Regions from separate parts of the Homo sapiens genome. Here region 2 is linked to region 1. Evidence: chromatin contacts called from ENCODE Hi-C or POLR2A ChIA-PET data. All regions are on one chromosome and are shown on one strand. The core of a region is the stretch at or near the end of the contact, and the rest is flanking DNA. Distances in the headings are between cores, read along the strand shown. Region 1 has its middle 290 kb from the start of VRK2. Region 2 has its middle 93 kb from the start of LINC01122.

Region 1 (3,881 bases), core at 735-3,234:
GTGGGCTGCTGAGTAAAGATGGCATCCATGATTGGCTTAAAGTATATCTCCTACAGGACTCATAGCGACAGCTTTCATTTTCTTCTATCTTTCCTTTTAATTCTTTTCCTTGCCTGATTTGCTCTTTCTCCCTCTAGCACTAGCCCTAATCAATGCAGCAGGTCAGGTTGAAAGAATGGACAGCTTCTGCGCCACATACATTTAAGCCATTTTAATGCAAATATTGATCGTAGGAGCATAGACACAGGCCGGGCTGCATTTTTTTAATGGACATGCTTTTTTTCTGGGGCTGTGCTACCCATGATAAAATACATCACCATAGATCAGTATTCCACCATCTTTCTATGCATAGGAATGCATAAGCAAATCCAAAAGGTGGGCCAGATTCAATGCCAAGCTTGTGAGCCTCCAAAGCAGGTACTTCAGTAGTCTACTGGACCACATTTGTTTAACCACTTACACTTCCCTCCTCCTGCTTTCTAGATGAGTTATTTTGGTGCGCACAGAGACAGACTATCAGAATGGATGTGGTACCTTAGGTCACAAGAATAGTTGTACCACAACAAGGTCTGCTATGCTAAGACACTTAATTGCTGTGTACACAAGATTATCAAAGCATTGTATCTGAGAACCACTGTCCGAAACATATTTAGCAACAGAATCTAAGTCTGACTTGAAATTCAAAAGGAGAGATCAAGGACAGGAAGAAATTCTAAGGGCCACTTTGAAATGTGATACTAAAAAGATTTGCTATCCCATCTGTAGGCATTTTTAGGCTGGACTGGAGAGGGAAAAAAAAGAAAAAGAAAAAGAAAACCTGTTTGCACTAAGAAAATTTTCTTGGCCTATTGCCAAGAAAGGAAGTATCACAAACTGGGCACAAATTAACCTAAAACCAAAGAAAGGAGGAAGAAAATAAGTGGACTCAACAGCCTCAAATCACACCAGTTGCTTCAGAGCAATACCGTTGCTTTCAGATGTTTCTCCTTCGATTCTTTTCATAGGGTCTGTGGTTGTTGTTGCTTATTATAACTCTAAAGCCAAATATACTATTACATTTAGTGAGATGTCTGTGGAGATGGAAATGAGACCATCACGATTCTCACTATCATATGCAGTCGTTTTTTACTTCTTTTCCAGAGATCTGCTGGCCCCCACATCTTTATGCAAAGGGGTAAATGCCATCATAAAGAGGGACAAGCAAGATGTGTACACCAGGTGCACAGAATGTTCTCTGTGGGCGGATCAGCCTAAAAGGTGGAGATAACTGGAGGTGAAGAGGAAGCTGAGTGGTATGCAAAGTGGGAGGGAGGCTAGACAGAATGAAGCCTTTGACCTTGGAAGAGCTGCGTACTAGTGAAGTAGAGGGAGGGGGAGGGAGAACGGAATGAGGAATTCCTTGCTGTAATATATTCGGGTAAAAATGGGGCTGTCATCTTGAGCTACAAGTTAGAAAGTTATTACTTTTAATATGCCACTACCTTAGGCCTATACTGTTATGTAAAAGAAAAATAACCTTGTGTGACAGTTTAACATTGATCGATGTGCCTGCCAAATGCAAAGAGATAAATAAGCAGGTGATGAATAAACAGCACTTCAAGTAAAGACATTACGCTGCATGCATAAAACGGCGCCAGGCACCTAGGAGCTGTGGGTGGCCGAAGGTTGGCCATTTCATGCCCACTCAGTAAAGCAGACTTAATCGCTTCCAATATTTTCTGTTAAAAAGCACGCTTAATGAGCCAATTTCACAAGCCCAGAGAAACTGATTATTATCTCTGAGTTCCAAGAGAGTTGGTTGTTTTCCAAGAGCCAGGTTTTTTTTTTTTTTCCTTGATGGGATAAAAAACCTTTTTTAGAAAGAGAGAGAGGGGCGTAGGAGAGAGAGCAAGAGAGAAAGGGAGAGAGGGGGAGTGAGGGAACGACCGAGCCAGCAAGAGGGCACTGAGAGCCAGCTGGCAGGGGAGAGATGGCCACTAGATGGCAGTGTTACCCCGCCGTCGGCACCCGGCCCGGGCTGGGAACTGGACAGGACCATTTGGCGGAAACGTGGCATGGTGAATAACGCTGAGAGCTGTGCCTCGAGAGTTCAGACCCGACCCTCCGCCCTCCTCGGGCCTTTTGTCCACAATTTTTCCATCCTCCAGCCCATACAAGGCGAGGAGACAAAAGGGGCAGTCCCCGAATGGCCTCCCTCTGAGAGCCCAGGGCTCTGATTCTTCTATGCAGCCTTCTTTCACAAAGTACAGGGGTCCCTTCGTCCGATTAGACTGAGTTCTTCCTGAATTTTTTTCTTTTTCTTCTTTTTCTTTTTATTTTTTTACCCTGGGAGGCTTGCAATCTCTGCATCCCTCACAGGACTAAGCATCTGCTTCTGAAGGCATGGAAAATTCCAACAGGATAAACCTATCTCGTTTTTCACCATGTATTTACTTTAGGGCAGGTTATTTTCTTCTTGCCTCTTATTTTGCACACTTTTTTTTTTCACTTTCAGTAAAAAGTGTGAACAAAAGGAATTTACCCCCATAGGAAAAGATTGGGAGTAGGGAAAGGGAGAGAGCACCCCTTAGGAAGCCAGCTGTCCTTCAAAGAGTTTCATTATGTATCTTCCTCCAGCTACACCGCAATGTGGTGAACGCCACAGAAACACAGGGTTATTGTCACCAACTGCAGTTATTCAATTGCCACTAGGAGAGAGGACCCAGCAAGGAGACCTCAGCATATAATTAACTCGGATATTTTTTAAAAATTGAAATGAACTGTTGTTAGGTTCTAAATTGAGATGCAAGTTAATTATTTATGAATATTCATAGAAAACTTGAACAATTTCCAAACTTGGCCTTTAGTTTCTCATCAGTTAACCAAATAGTTGATGTGTATTTTTTCTGTAAGATAATTTTCTCTTAATGTGCACTGGAACTACCAACTTCATTAAGATTTTTGAGATTCATTTTGCCTTGTGATGAATCAAAAGGGAATGGACTTAGTAACAGAGAAAATAAAATGTTCATCTCTTATCTTTTACTTATACATAAGAGAAGAATGAAATGACACTCAGCAAAAATTAGTCAGTTATGGTAACAAAAAAAACTGGCATATTTGAGGAACATTCAGAAGAAGCAGATCAATGTTCTGTATGTGTATAGGGGGAAAAGGAGGAAGGGTAGGGAGTGTTTGGGGAGTGGAAGGTGGCCATAGATATGAAACCACCGAAAGAAGGAAGGTACCCAACTCCCAGGAACTTATTCCAGGTAATCATGTACCTGTGATGGGTTCAGGATATGCTTCTCCCAAATATGGCACCTTGGCATTTGAAAAACAAGAAGCAGGACAGTCGCCCTTACTTTCTTCTCACCTTTCTCCCTTAGAGCAGGTCATAAAGCCTAGGAAGGTTGCTCTCTAACCTTCTCCCACACTTCTCTGAAGCAGAGCATAAGAACCTAATTCCAAAAGTATCCTCCCTTGATCTGGAGGAAAGGAACATTCTTATTCCTGGAGACAGAGGGACACAAAGAAGGATCAGAGCAAACAGGCCTTGCTAAGCTCCCCCCAGTTTATTGCCATTAGATCACATTCCCTTCGTCTTTGCATACTTCCTCATAACTGTTCACTCTTCATCAAACCTAAGCATACAAATTTACAAGTTTACCTGTTTCTCTGGGCATTTTCCTTATGAAGGCTCCCATGTCACACAAAACTTATATTAAGCAAGTTTGTATGCTTGTATCTCATTAATCAATCTTTGGTGTAGAAGCCTCAGCCATGAAAATAAGTTTCTTCTGCCCTAAAGTGGCCACTATTCTCACTCACTCAGAACAGAAAGCTCCTGTATGTCCACAAGTTCTAGTGGACTGGGGCCCAGTCCACTCTACACATTTACA
Region 2 (3,881 bases), core at 881-3,380, 670 kb after region 1:
TCCTGCACATGTACTCCTGGACTTAAAAGCTGAACAAAGAAAAAGAAAAAATGTGAATATGGACAATAATTCTAAACAAACAGGGCAGGTATTTAAAGAAATTAATTTTTAAAAGTGAAATTATAGGTTCTTAAACCTAAATTTTGTGCAAAAAAAAAAATCCTTCCACGTATTGGCGTATCAGTCCCCCCTATTCAAGGGCCTTGATCATCATTTGTGAAGCTCATTAGTTTCATATCTGATGCCAAGAGAAGTAATAAGGTCCAATCACTGGGAGAAGGTACATATCAAGGTGGGTTTTGCAAGGTGAGATATAAGCTAGAATTTGGGGAAACATGTAAAACTTGGCATGATATAAAAAAAGAGGCTGGGCGTGGTGGCTCCCGCCTGTAATCCCAACACTTTGGAAGGCCAAGGTGGGCGGATCACCTGAGGTGGGGAGTTTGAGACGAGTCTGACCAACATGGAGAAACCCCGTCTCTACTAAAAATACAAAATTAGCCGGCGTAGTGGCAAATGCCTGTAATCCCAGCTACTTGGGAGGCTGAGGCAGGAGAATCGCTTGAACCTGGGAGGCGGAGGTTGCGGTGAGCCGAGATCACGCCATTGCACTCCAGCCTGGGCAACAAGAGCGAAAATCTGTTTCCAAAAAAAAAAAAAAAAAAAAATCAAAAGTGTGGAAAATAATATGATAATAACCTCTGTTAAACTTGCATGAGGGAATGGACTAGACCTAAGTGTAAATAGGTGATTTGATTGGGGTCATTTTGATTGCTTGGCAATACAATTCCTTTCTTTTATATTTAATCAGAATGTTTGTACATCTATTTATTAATTGACCCAGTGGGTAAGACGACCACAGTGACTGGGCTTAGTGTAAATACTCATTAGTTCAGTTCTCTTGATTGGATCAGATGACCCTTTTACCCATACGATCAATACATTATGTGACGCATAAATGGTTCGTCCAAACTTCTAAGGGTGACATTACTCCATTCAACAGTGCTCTCCCCACAGAGAAATAAGCATAGCTAAGGAAATAACTTCTTTTAATGAGATTAATCCCGATGATAACTTAAAAGGCAGTTTTACTGCAAGATGTAGATGACTTTCAAACCTCCTTATTAATTAAAATATTGAATCATTTTTGGTGTCATCAACATGGTGGTTATAAATAAAAGTGAGACTGGGGGAGTAGTTTTTTAAATAAATGAAGCCATAACCCTAAAATTTTCTGCCACGGATTACCCTGAAACTCTTCATAAATTCACCTAGAACAGGATTTAAATGATGCCTGCATTAACCATAGTCAAAACTGGTGATCAAATGCATTTCTACCCACAGAAACCCAGATGAAGGAATGCTGAGCCCTTCTTTCCACCAGGACCTAAATATTTCCTGAAAGTTTGAAACTCGAGGCTCAGCGTCTACTCCTTCCCCAATATTTCTGCAACAATTTTATTGGGACCAATAATTTATGCAAATGTGAGGCTGAACAGTTGGGCTCCTCTGGGAGCTTTCCACTGTGTTGGTGCTAGTTTGGATCGTGTGTGTGCGCGTATGCGCGCACGCGCGCGTGGAAAAACCGGGTATTTCCCTAAAGGAGTTTAGTTGACACCAAGAGGTCACTCCCCTGAGGAGCCGGCTGCAGGGCGGTGATTCGCCCCCGGGATGGTGGCGGCGATTCCGTGCGCCTTCCTGCAGTTGGACATCAGTTATATTTCAGGCTTTCAAAGTAAACGACGAACTCAGCACTTTGGCAGAGTCCAAAATCCGCCAGCGAACTTGGGTGCTAGAGTTCGGCGGGAAGAAAAGGTGACTCAGAGATGCAGCACATTTTTCTGGCACTTTCCACCGAGGATACTCTAATAAACGGGGGAGGGGGAAAGAGGGAGGGAAGGAGAGGAACACCCTCCTCCTCTTCCAGAAACTGCACCTCAGCCTGAAATTTGGGTATTATTTTACCTGTATTTATAAAAACCACCACCGCACTCCCTGCACCAACTACCCAACTGCCTCGACTTCCATTAAAAGCAGCTACTAAGACTAAAGAGAGGGAAAGACTAAGGGCGGGGTGGGGGGAGAGACAAATAAATAAATAAAAGAGAGCGCGAGGGGGGAAGGGGAGAGAAGGGAGAGGGAGCGCCTGGGACTCGAGACGGCGGCAGGTTCAATTAGCTAAACAAAGAAATCATGGCGGATTGTTTACATTTGGCAGCGCCCGGGCTGCGCCGACCGCCGGCCCCGAGCCGCCGCGGGCTCCGAGGAGTCGGCCGAGCTGCTCCCGCGCCCTGGCCGGGTAAGTGACGCCGGCCGCGGGCCCGGGGCGGCCGCCGCGCGCGCCACCCCCGCTGCCTCCCCGCCCCCGGCGGCCCCGGAGCACCCCCACCATCCCCTGCCCCCTCCCCCACCGGATCGCCCCAGCCCCCTCCTCTTGCCCCCGGCGCAGCTGGGCTCCGCTTGGATTTCGGTGACGCTGTGGCTCTGTTCGTTTGCTGCTGCTGCTGCTGCTGCTGCTGCTGCAGCCAGGGGGAAGGGGTGGGGAGAGTTGGGGTGGGGGCGGCAGAGCAGTGTGGAGAGCAGTGCCCCTCCACTCGTTTGTTGCCTCTTGGGGTCAGGACCTCCCCGCCTGGGCCAGCCCAGCGGACGGCCCCGGTGCGCGCTCGCCTTGCGCCACCGCCTCCGGGACCCAGGCGGAGCGCGCCACTCAGCCCGGGAGGTGGGGCCGGGCAGTGACCCCGCGCGAAGTGCCAGTGCGGAGGGCGGGGGTGGTTACCGAAAGATGTAATCCCAGGAGGGGCCGCCGCCTTCGCTGTCCCCTACCTGTACCCTCTCTTTATCCTACCCTCCATTCCCCGACCCTTTTCTCCCTCTCTTCTCCCCGTTCTTTTCTACTCCCCTCATTGCTTTTCTCAGACCGGCCTTAGGGTTGAGAACCTGCTCAAGAGGTCGCCTTCCAAAGGCTGACCTTGCCAAAGCCACCCACGTCTGTGAGAGCTTTTCCAAAGATTGACTCTTTCCTCATCTTTGTGGCCCGAGGGTTCACTTTTTTTCCGTAGGGTGGAACTCTTTCTCCTACAGAGGCTTTTTAGACGAGTGTCTTTGTGCTGCGGTTGGCACAGCAGTACTAGGAGGTTAGGTAATGACAGGGGAGGAAAACAAAGGCAACAAATAGGGGGAAAAAGGGAGGGCAATGTCACCAACAACAGAGGGGGCTTTCTGTATTCCCAGAAAAGATGGTTTCCTTTGCGGAATGCTTCCAGCATCATCGGCATGCAACTGACATATTTGCTTTGTACAGAGAAAAACAAATTCTTAGGTCCTTCAAGTTAACCTCTATTTTCCTTTCAATAAAACTTTAAAAAAATGTTTAGTGCATTCAGTAGTTTGCTTTTTCTCTTTCTTTTGCTTCCTCTTTCCAGAACCTTAGTTAATATCTGTGTCCTATTTGGGAGAAAATCACAGCCAGGACTAGCTGTGGAACAGAGCAGGACTGGAGTTGGTGACATTTAAGCAGCCTTGACTGGGGGCCAGGGCAGCAGAACCAGGCCCAGTTGCTTCTCTTGCATACGTCTTTTTGAGGCTCTGACATCACACTGCTGCTGGGTTGCTAATGCACCATTGTAAATCGTACAGTGAATTGCTGTATTACCTGAGAAAGAAAATGCTGGCATTAAAAACAATCTTTTTTGCATTATCATAGCAATCATATCTTCTATACAAAAAAGGATTCAAGCGAATTCTTGATTCATAATTTTTATTATACCCTGTGGAAGGCCCATCTGGAATAAGATATGCACGTACTATTTCTCTTCTTCCCCTTGAAGGTGGCAAACACTAGGTGGTTGGTTCTCATTTGTTAGATTACACCAAATTATGTC

The links. A loop is a pair of places that touch in the nucleus more often than their neighbours do. ChIA-PET counts read pairs that join two places held with the same protein, here RNA polymerase II (POLR2A). Pooled maps may share reads with other maps.
Region 2: a loop to region 1 is called in a map of head of caudate nucleus, with 4 times the contacts of the local background. The contact joins two enhancer-like sites. A Hi-C loop is called at or near these places in 1 of 168 maps with a recorded cell type or tissue (head of caudate nucleus), 1 of 37 single-sample maps with no recorded cell type and 4 of 50 pooled maps. POLR2A ChIA-PET finds 5 or more read pairs at or near these places in 3 of 52 experiments (GM12878, WTC11 and activated CD4-positive, alpha-beta T cell).

Annotation. Positions count from the first base shown.
Region 1 is chr2:57,758,032-57,761,912 of GRCh38, forward strand. No RefSeq gene overlaps it. Among named protein-coding and RNA genes, the nearest start is that of VRK2, 290 kb to the right of the region's middle. RefSeq lists an enhancer at 1,863-2,157 and a silencer at 3,429-3,629. Within about 2 kb of position 1,985, at least 2 of the 41 ENCODE cell types and tissues checked have a DNase peak (open chromatin) inside an H3K27ac peak, as active enhancers do.
Region 2 is chr2:58,426,166-58,430,046 of GRCh38, forward strand. No RefSeq gene overlaps it. Among named protein-coding and RNA genes, the nearest start is that of LINC01122, 93 kb to the right of the region's middle. Within about 2 kb of position 2,131, at least 6 of the 41 ENCODE cell types and tissues checked have a DNase peak (open chromatin) inside an H3K27ac peak, as active enhancers do.